2 separate regions of the Homo sapiens genome follow, and region 1 is linked to region 2. Evidence: read pairs that join two places in POLR2A ChIA-PET (ENCODE). Cell type or tissue: B cell. All regions are shown on one strand. Each heading gives the region's core, and the rest is flanking DNA. Links, peaks and the distances in the headings are about the cores only.

Region 1 (5,375 bases), core at 62-5,061, 550 kb after region 2:
TGTATTTTTAGTAGAGACGGGGTTTCACCATGTTGGCTAGGATTGTCTCGATCTCTTGACCTTGTGATCCTCCCACCTCGACCTCCCAAAGTGCTGGGACTACAGGCATGAGCCACTGCGCCTAGCCTGGAATGGGTTGTTTAATAGATAGCTTATTGTCCTTCACATGTATAATCCTTTACATTATACACTTGTGAAAAATTTTCATTGTGAAAAACTAAAATTTAGGAAAGTATTTAAGAAGAAAGGAACAATCACCAATAACCTATAACTTATTTTTTTCTTCCTGTCTTTACAAAAGAATCAGTGGCTGGGTACCATGGCTCATGCCTCTAATTCCAGCACTTTGGGAGGCTGAGTCAGGAGGATCACTTGAACCTGGGAGTTTGAGACCAGCCCAGACAAACACATAGCAAGACCCTGTCTCTACCAGATAACAAATTAGCTGGGTGTGGTGGCTTGCACCTGTAGTCCCAGGTGCTTGGGAGGCTGAGTAAGGAGGATCACATGAGCCCAGGAAGTCGAGGCTACAGTGATCCAGGTTTGAGCCACTGTAGACCAGCCTGAGTGACAGAGTGAGCAAGACCTTGTCTCCAAAAAAATAAATTCATATGAGTTTTTTTCTTTTCTTTTCTTTTCTTTTTTTTTTGAGACAGAATTTCACTCTTGTTGCCCAGGCTAGAATGTAATGGTGCGATCTTGGCTCACTGGAACCTCCACCTCCTGGGTTCAAGTGATTCTCCTGCCTCAGCCTCCCAGGTAGCTGGAATTACAGGCATGTGCCACCATGCCTGGCTAATTTTGTATTTTTAGTAGAGACGGGGTTTCTGCATGTTGGTTAGGCTGGTCTCAAACTCCTGACCTCAGGTGATCCGGCAGCCTCGGCCTCCCAAAGTTCTGGGATTATAGGCATGAGCCACCATGCCTGGCCTTTTTTTTTTGTTTTTGTTTTTTAAAGAGACAGGTTCTTGCTCTGTCACTCAGGCTGGAGTACAGTGGCACAATCATAACTCACTGCAGTCTCAACCTCCTGGGCTCAAGCGATCCTCCTGCCTCAGCCTTTTCAGTAGCTGGGATTATAAGCCTGAGCCACCTCATCTGGCTGTGTATGAGTTTTAATGTGAGCTCCATGTGGTACAATTTTGCATCCTGCCTTTTTATGTAATATATTGCAAGCAAATTCTTCATAAAATGTGCTGCTATTAAACATTAGACATGTACTCACTTCTGTGATTTTTTTCCATACTCATTTATTGCAAAGAAAGTGTTCTGGTAGGAGGCAGGCATTGCTCTGGCAGTGCTCTGGCATTGCTTGGGCAGTGTAGGCTGTCAAGAGCCAAAGTATAAGGCTGGATGCAGTGGCTCGTGCTTGTAATCCTGTAATCCCAGCACTTTGGGAGGCCCAGGCGGGAGGATTGCTTGAACCCAGGAGTTTGAGATCAGCCTAGGAACATAGATACTCTCTCTGCAAAAAAAAAAAAAAAAAAAAAAAAAAAAGCTGGGTGTGCTGACGCATGCCTGTGATTCCAGCTACTCGGGAGGCTGAGGCAGGAGTATTGCTTGAGCCCAGGAGTCTGAGGCTGCAGTGAGCTATGATAGCGCCACTGCATTCCAGCCTGGACAACAGAATGAGACCCTGTCTAAAAAAAATTTTAAAAAGTCCAGAGTTTAGTGGGAGGAAAGAGTTAGGCTGGGGTAAGTCTGCTGTAAGGAAGTGGCCTGTTCAAGTGCCCTTAGAGTTCAGAGTGGCTACATGTCCATCAGAACCACCACTAGCTCCTCCGATAGCATTTAGGACCCTGCAGATTAGTAGATTAATTACCTCAGTGATCACAAGAAGTGTTCTTTTTTTTTTTCTTTTTCAAGATGGAGTCTTGCTCTGTCACCCAGGCTGGAGTGCAGTGGCGTGATCTCGGCTCACTGCAACCTCCGCCTCCCAGGTTCAAGCTATTCTTCTGCCTCAGCCTCCCAAGTAGCTGGGATTACAGGCGCCTGCCGCCGCGCCCCACTAATTTTGTATTTTTAGTAGAGATGGGGTTTCACCATGTTGGCCAGGCTGGTCTCAAACTCCTGACCTTGTGATCCGCCTGCCTCGGCTTCCCAAAGTGTTGGGATTACAGGCTTGAGTCACCGCACCCGGCCGGAAGTGTTCTTTTATGGGGGCCACTTTTCTTGTAAATGGCCTAATCCAGTACACCTTTTTTTTCCATCAAAAGGAAATTGGCTTTACTGTTTGGTTCTGATCATAAATATAAATTTTATTCATTGCAGCACGAGTACACGAGACAGGATTGAGAAAGGAGAGATTCAAATTGTGACTTCAGATTCAAAGGCAATTAAAGGAATTAAACGTGAATATTTTTACTGTTTTATTGTTCTATGATTAAAAAAAAATCTGGGTAAAACTTATAGGAAAATACAAATGATCAGAATGGACTCAAGAAGTAGGAAATATAGCTGGGCATGGTGGCAGGTGCCTGCAATCCCAGCTACTTGGGAGGCTGAGGCAGGAGAATCACTTGAACCCGAGAAGCAGAGGTTGCAGTAAGCCGAGATCATGCCATTGCACTCCAGCCTGGGCGACAAGAGCGAGACTCCTCAAAAAACAAACCAACAAACAAAAAAAGAAGTAGGAAATATACATAGATCAAAGAAAGTATAAACAATTCTGGGCGCAGTGGTTCACGCCTGTAATACCAGCACTTTGGGAGGTTGATGTGGGCAGATCACTTGAGGTCAGGTGTTTGATACCAGCCTGGCCAACATGGTGAAACCCAATCTCTACTCAAAATACAAAAATTAGCTGGGTGTGGTGGCATGCGCCTGTAGTCCCAGCTACTCAGGAGGCCTAGGCTCCAGAATTGCTTGAACCTGGGAGGTGGAGGATACGGTGAGCTGAGATGGCACCACTGCACTCAGCCTGGGTAAAAGAGTATGACTCTGTCTCAAAAAATAAATAAATAAACAGACCTCGTACAGCCTTCCAAAAGTAGCACCAAGTATTAATATCTCAACTTTTGTTTGCTTCGTTTTTAATTTTTTTTGTTTTTAAGAGACGAGCGTTTGCTATGTTTCTCAGGCTGGTCTTGAACTCCTGGGCTCAAAGAAACAACTTGGCTCTGCCTTCCAAGTAGCTGGGGCTATAGGCATACATTACTGTGCCTGGCATTTGTTTGCTTCCTTTGTAACTCTTTAAATTTCATTGCAATTACAGTTTGCAGTTATTTATCAGTTTGCTGGCTAAATTTTTGTGTTTCCCCGGTAGACTGAAGGGTTCTTGAGGGCAGGAGCTGTGTCTCTTTTGGTCTTGATTGTTTCCTTAAATAGTCGCTGAGCAAATATTTGTTGAATAATGCATCAGCAGATGACTGAATTTAACTGTGAAAGCAGTTGTTTTTTTGTAGTTCTGAGGGGTGGCCCTTGGCCCTTGTAGGTGAGTGGTAAGCAGTGTTGAGGGAGGGTCTTCTTAGTTCCAGAAACCACAGGAAGCTGCACGATGGAGGAATAGGAACCAGTGGAAGACACACCTGTGTTAGAATGAGGACACCAACAGGGTTTCATGGAGCTTTGTGTTTTGAATAATGCCTGTTTTTTTATGTGTAGTGAATGATGCTACACTCTGGGTGGACTTTGCCTAAGTTTCATAAATATTTAATTGGCTTTTTCAGGAGAATAAAGGCAGCCCCGTTGATGACTGAAAATGACAAAGCATCCACCTAACAGACGAGGAATCAGCTTTGAAGTGGGAGCCCAGTTGGAAGCCCGGGACCGTTTAAAAAACTGGTACTTTTACATTTTTCTGTTAATTAAAGCCCTTCAGTAAAGGATTTTTGCCAGCACTGATAGAGTGGTAGCTTAGGCTTTTTTTGTGGTGTTTTTCTACTTCCTGACTCTTGGAAGATGTGAGGAAATGTCAGTCTTTTCTCTTTGATGCAGGGATCCCAGTGTCAGGGTGACTGTCCTGTAACCCCCTGTATATATTTGTTTCCCCCTTTTGCCTGTTCATCTGAAAGAGTTCTGGGAAAAAGAAGCAGGAATGGCTACAGGGAAGGGAAGAGTTAATAGTGGCAGCTCTCTTGCTCCTGGCTGCCTGTCTGAAAAAAGAGGAAAGATCAGGGATGGAATAGTGAAGAAAAAGGGGTTCGATTGGAGCAGCTCATGTGTTGTGAACACCCCATCCTATTTTCTGGGCATGATCTTGTATGTTGAAATACAGTCATCATGTAAGGGCACACTGTCAGGGTGATTAGGTTCAGAAGCTGAGGGGTTATAGTCCCAGCTGTGTCATTGACTTGTGACCTCTGGCTGGTAATTAGCTGCTTTGTGCATTGGCTTATCTATAAATGTGGGTATTGGTAATATTGACCTCATAGGGTTATTCTGAGAATCAAATGATAGAATATGTAAGGAAAGACCTTATAGACTGTGAAGTGATTGTTGTGGTTGAGGGCATCCTAGAATTTGGTCATTTTTTGGTGCTCAAGGTGAGCGTGGGGTTTTCAGAACTTATACCTCTTTAAGGGTTTTTGTTTTTTTTTTTTAGACAGAGATTCGCTCTGTCACCCAGGCAGATCTTGGCTCACTGCAACCTCTGCCTCCCAGGTTCAAGCAGTTCTCGTGCCTCAGCCTCCTGAGTAGCTGGTATTGCAGATGTGTGCCACCATGCCTGGCTAATTCCTTTTTGAGCTAAAGAAGGAAGAGTTTAACCCTTTTTGAGATTCTTTCAAAATAGATTGATCAGCTCTTCAGGTGTAGGAAGATAAGACAGGAGAAGAGAGGCATAGAAGCAGCTGGTACAGAAAACTGTCTTTGCTATTAGAATTAGGTACACTTGGCTGGGCGCGGTGGCTCACGCCTGTAATCCCAGCACTTTGGGAGGCCGAGGTGGGTGGATCACCTGAGGTCTGGAGTTCGAGACCAGCCTGGCTAAAGTGGCGAAACCCCGTCTCTACTAAAAATACAAAAAATTAGCCGGGCATGGTGGTGCATGCCTGTAATCCCAGCTTCTCGGGAGGCTGAGCCAGGAGAATTGCTTGAACCCGGGAGGTGGAGGTTGCAGTGAGCCGAGATTGCACCACTGCACTCCAGCCTGGGCAACAGAGTGAGACTCGGTCTGAAAAAAAAAAAAAAAAAAGAATTAGGTACACTTGGCCAGTTGTGGTGGCTCACGCCTATAATCCCAGCACTTTGGGAGGCTGAGGTGGGCGGATCACGAGGTCAGGAGTTCAAGACCAGTCTGGCCAACATAATGAAACCCCGTCTTTACTAAAAATATAAAAATTAGCCGGGCATGATGGTGCACGCATGTAGTCCTAGCTACTCAGGAGGCTGAGGCAGGAGAATCACTTGAACCTGGGAGGTGGAGGCTGCATTGA
Region 2 (5,375 bases), core at 215-5,214:
AAATGGGAATAATAATTTCTTTTTTTTTTTTTTGAGACGGAGTCTCGCTCTGTCGCCCAGGTTGGAGTGCAGTGGCGGGATCTCGGCTCACTGCAAGCTCCACCTCCTGGGTTCAAGCCATTCTCCTGCCTCAGCCTCCCAAGTAGCTGGGACTACAGGGGCCCGCCACCACGCCCGGCTAATTTTTTTTTTTTATTTTTTAGTACAGACGGGGTTTCACCATGTTAGCCAGGATGGTCTCGATCTCCTGACCTCGTGATCCGCCCGCCTCGGCCTCCCAAAGTGCTGGGATTACAGGTGTGAGCCACCGTGCCTGGCCCGGGAATAATAATTTCTGTTACCTCACAGTGTTGTTTTGAGAATCAAACTTTTTTATTTTATTTATTTATTTATCTATTTATTGAGACAAGGTCTGACTCCCCTCACCCAAGTGTACTGGTGTGATCTTGGCTCACTGTAGCCTCAACTTTCCAAGCTCAGGTGATCCTCCCACCTCAGCCTCCCTAGTAGCTGGGACTACAGGCACATGCCACCATGCCTGGCTAATTTTTTGTATCTTTAGTAGAGATAGGGTTTTGCCATGTTGCCCAGGCTGGTCACAATCTTCTAGGCTCAAGCAATCTCCTGCCTCAGCTTCCCAAAGTGCTAGGATTATAGGTGTTAGCTACTGCACCTGGCCAAGAATTAAACATTTTAAAAGAATGTGCTGGGCGCAGTGGCTCATGTCTGTAGTCCCAGCACTTTGGGAGGCCAAGGTGGGCAGATCACCTGAGGCTAGGAGTTCAAGACCAGCTTGGCCAACATAGTGAAACCCTGTCTGTACTAAAAGTACAAAAATTAGCCAAGCGTGGTGGTGCGCGCCTGTAATCCCAGCTACTACTCAGGAGGTTGAGGCAGGAGAATTGCTTGAACTTGGGAGGCAGAGGTTGCAGTGAGCTGAGATGGCACCACTACACTCCAGCCTGGGCAACAGAGCGAGACTCTGTCTCAAAAAAAAAAAAAGAAAGAAAGAAAGAGAAATACCTGAAACTGGGTAATTTATAAAGAAAAGAGGTTTAGTTGGCTCAGGGTTCCACAGGCTTTACAGGAAGCATGGCTGGGGACGCCTCAGGAAACTTTCAATCGTAGTAGAAGGCAAAGGGGAAACAAGCACATCATCATATGGCAGGAGCAGGGGGAAGAGTGAGAAGGGGGAGGTGCTCCACACCATTAAACAACCAGATCTCATGAGAACTCACTCACTATCAGCAGAACAGCAAGGGGGAAGTCTGCCTGCATGGCCCAATCACCTCCCACCAGGCCCCGCCTCCAACAGAGACACAAATCAAAACATATCACCTGGTAACAAACAGATATCAGGATTTACGTAATTTCAGGCACTGGGCTACCTTCTTTTGAGGATACAATGATGAATAGGACATAGTTCCTGTCCTCAATTTACCATTTATTAGAGGAAATAAACCAATAAATTTTAAATCACAACACAATATAATAAGTGCTGCAGAGAATTATGTTCCACATCCCACAGTTGTTAAGCCACTTCTTTTTTTTTTTTTTTTCCTGAAACGGCATTTCACTCTTCTTGCCCAGGCTGGAGCACAATGGCACAATCTTGGTTCACTGCAACCTCCGCCTCACGGGTTCAAGCAAGTCCCCTGCCTCGGCCTGCTGAGTAGCTGGGATTACAAGTGTGAACCACTGCAGCTGGCTAATTTTTTTTTTTGTATTTTTAGTACAGATGGGGTTTCACCGTGTTGGCCAGGCTGGTCTCGAACTCCTGACCTCAGATAATCCACCCGCCTCAGCCTCCCAAAGTGCTGGGATTACAGGCGTGAGCCACCGTGCCCAGCTGAAGAGTTTGAATTTTATTCTCAGTGTTTGGGGAAGTCGCTGGAGGCTTTTAACCAGGGCATCCTGTAATCTCATTGCATTTACAGAGCATTTTCACATGTACTTCCTCCTTGAAGACGCACCTCCACCTAAGACCAAGAACTAGAGTTCTCATGTTGCAGAGGAGGAAACTGAGGTTCATATTGGTTCAGCCACTTGCCTGGGGGTCCTATGACTAGTGGTGGAGCTGGAGCTTATCAAGCCCATATATTCTGATTCTCAGTCTTTATACAGCTATTTCCTCATCTATGATTGTGAGTGCATGAATTAATGAATCAATCAATCATGTTCTTGTTGGGGTCCATCCAAGCCAGGGTCCCAGAGTGTAGCTTGAGGATGCACATTGCTTTCCAGACTGGAGCTGGGGAATAGGCAGTCCCTTCCTAAAGTGTTCAGTGACCACAGTGCATATGCGTGTGTGTGTGTCCTCTCTCTGCCCAGGTGGATGAAGAAACCCCGATGTGGTGTCCCTGATCACCCCCACTTAAGCCGTAGGCGGAGAAACAAGCGCTATGCCCTGACTGGACAGAAGTGGAGGCAAAAACACATCACCTACAGGTGCTTCGACTCTCCCTCTTCCTCCCTGCCTTTGGCTCCACCCTCACTCTGTTTTTCCTGGCCTGAGTTTCAAAGGCTCACAATGTAGGGGGGCCTGGGGATCAGGCTTACAACATAGGCCAAGAGCCAGGCATGTGGGCATTGGCACTAGGTGCTGAGAGCCCATAACCTTGTCCTCCTTGTGGCTTCCACAGGATGCTGTGACTCCAACCTCAGGTTTATTTGGTCCTCTGGGGGCTCTTAGTTGTCTTCTGTTTAGATGCCTATAGTTTTTAGGTTACAGGAAGTGGGGTATGAATGGTTTGGTAACTTTCAGCTGTGAAAAAGAATCGTGGCTTGCAGTGAGCTATATCATGCCACTGCACTCCAGCCTGCGTGACAGAGTGAGACTCTGTCTCCAAAACAAAACAAATGAAACAAAAACCACAAAACAAAACAAACAAAACCATGGCTTAATTCAGTCTCCTTATCACTGCCTGCCAAACCCCATTCCCTCTGATCTGGATCCTCCCACCCCAAAATCCACCTGATGGACTTCACCTGAGATTCCCAACGCAGAGTTCCAGTTGTTTCTTAAGGAGTATAAAGAACTGGGACCTGAATCATAATAGTGTCATCTTTGACTGTCTGGAGGAACCAAGGGCAGAGCAGGATCCATCTCCAAGTCAGATCAGTGGCCCAAGAACTAGATGATGGAGCCCATCACAGCAGACTGAAGCACCGGAGTGAGGCTGGGGCAAGGGCCAGGCATTGAGCAGGCTCAGGTGGGGGTGGGGCAAGGGGCAGGCACTGGACAGGCTCAGGTGGGGCTGGGGCAAGGGCCAGGCATGGGCAGGCTCAGGTGGGGCTGGGGCAAGGGCCAGGCATGGGCAGGCTCAGGTGGGGCTGGGGCAAGGGCCCGGCATGGGCAGGCTCAGGTGGGGCTGGGGCAAGGGCCAGGCATGGGCAGGCTCAGGTGGGGCTGGGGCAAGGGCCAGGCATGGGCAGGCTCAGGTGGGGCTGGGGCAAGGGCCAGGCATGGGCAGGCTCAGGTGGGGCTGGGGCAAGGGCCAGGCATGGGCAGGCTCAGGTGGGGCTGGGGCAAGGGCCAGGCATGGGCAGGCTCGGGTGGGTGCTGGCTGGCACTTCTCAAGGCTCTGCTGTCATCTCAGGTGGATCCCTTTGGTGCAGAGGCAAGATCTAAGACAGAGATCCTCAAGAGTTGAACTAAGGGCTCCCCTGCTGACAAGCACTCCCTACAGAACGGGACTTTTTTTTTTTTTTTTTTTTTTTCAGAAATCTGACAAGAGAAGGAAAGTTAGGGTTGAACTAAGGGCTCTTCTGCTGATAAGCTGTCCCTTCAGAACGGGATTTTTTTTTTCCAGAAATCTGACAAGAGAAGGAAACTTAAGAATCTAGGTTAGAAACTGAATAGACTCTTGGGTCTCTTGAAGGGGTAGAGTGGATCAAGAGAAAGAAGCACTGGGTTCTAACCCAACTCTGAGTAACTTCTATCACTAGACTTCTCTGGGCTTCAGTTTCCTTACGTGTGGAGTAGGTAGAATAATCCATGCCCCAGAGGGTCACAGGGCAGGGAACCCACAGGTAGTAACGTTGTTTTGTGAAGAACCAATGCAATATGAACACAGCGACGCTAAACAGCTAAACCTATAATGGATTAAATCAGATACCGGCCAGCTTCTAGGCAGACAAGCCAAAGATTGGTACCAAAGATTTTTTAAAGAGACTTTTCACTTAAACTCCTCTCTATTATTTGAATATTTTTATAACTTTTATAAATGAACATATTTCGTATTAGGGAAAAAAACTTAAAATTCAGAAAATGCTATCTACCAATTTCCTTTGGGTTTTTTTTTTTTTTTTTTGAGACAGAGTCTCACTCTTGTTACCCAGGCTGGAGTGCAGTGGTGCAATCTTGGCTCACTGCAACCTCTGCCTCCGGGTTCAAGCAATTATCCTGCTTCAGCCTCCCGAGTAGCTGGGATTACAGACTCACACCACCACGCCTGGCTAATTTTTGTACTTTTAGTAGAGACAGGGTTTCACCATGTTGGTCAGGCTGGTCTCGAACTCCTGACCTCATGTGGTCCGCCAGCCTCGGCCTCCCAAAGTGCTGGGATTACAGGCGTGAACCGCTGCGCCCAGCCCCAATTTACTTTTCTCAACAAACTAGAGTGGAATCCTTTATTCGACACAGCTTTGCTGGAGATCAAATGGAAAACACTGAGTAAAGCAAAGCCATCTGACTGAGGCAGGGTGGGGATCCAGAGCTCTGTTACTCAGCCTCTTCTTCAATCCCTGAGGCAGCTAAGCAGAATTCTAGGGTTCAAAATCAGATCACTGAGCCACATTGTCTCAGGTATCTATTTTAGCTCTGCTAGTCTCTGACTCTCTGATCTTGCCTAATGATCCTCCCCTCTCTCACCAGCATTCACAACTATACCCCAAAAGTGGGTGAGCTAGACACGCGGAAAGCTATTCGCCAGGCTTTCGATGTGTGGCAGAAGGTGACCCCACTGACCTTTGAAGAGGTGCCATACCATGAGATCAAAAGTGACCGGAAGGAGGCAGACATCATGATCTTTTTTGCTTCTGGTTTCCATGGCGACAGCTCCCCATTTGATGGAGAAGGGGGATTCCTGGCCCATGCCTACTTCCCTGGCCCAGGGATTGGAGGAGACACCCACTTTGACTCCGATGAGCCATGGACGCTAGGAAATGCCAACCATGACGGTAAGGCCATGAGGGGACAGGGGTCAGTCTTGGGCTGCTCAGTTGTTGGGAAAGAACTTGGAGGACATCCTAGATGAGTTTCCTGCTTTCTAGAGCCTCTTGTCCAAGAACTAAGACCGTAAGAGGGTGGGAACTGTGATTTCTGATAATATTCAACGTTCAATCCACCAGGGCCAGGGCCATGGAGATGAGTC

Evidence for each region. Peaks named below come from ENCODE experiments on the same cell type or tissue, not always from the same donor. Only the 100,000 strongest peaks of a DNase experiment are listed, where the experiment ranks them.
Region 1: POLR2A ChIA-PET joins it to region 2 with 10 read pairs; 1 of 35 experiments calls an interaction of 5 or more read pairs at or near these places.

What each region holds. Positions count from the first base shown.
Region 1 is chr20:35,797,823-35,803,197 of GRCh38, forward strand. PHF20 (PHD finger protein 20) reads left to right here. Exons shown (of 18, transcript NM_016436.5): 2 at 3,669-3,783. The coding sequence starts at 3,701. Among named protein-coding and RNA genes, the nearest start is that of PHF20, 28 kb to the left of the region's middle. In B cell, for the core only: no CTCF peak of the experiment used is centred there; no DNase peak of the experiment used is centred there; H3K27ac peaks cover 1,409 bases.
Region 2 is chr20:35,249,574-35,254,948 of GRCh38, forward strand. The region is part of intron 2 of MMP24-AS1-EDEM2 (MMP24-AS1-EDEM2 readthrough); the gene reads right to left. MMP24 (matrix metallopeptidase 24) reads left to right here. Exons shown (of 9, transcript NM_006690.4): 3 at 2,332-2,448; 4 at 4,877-5,181. Among named protein-coding and RNA genes, the nearest start is that of MMP24, 26 kb to the left of the region's middle. In B cell, for the core only: no CTCF peak of the experiment used is centred there; a DNase peak (open chromatin) is centred at 2,688; H3K27ac peaks cover 1,822 bases.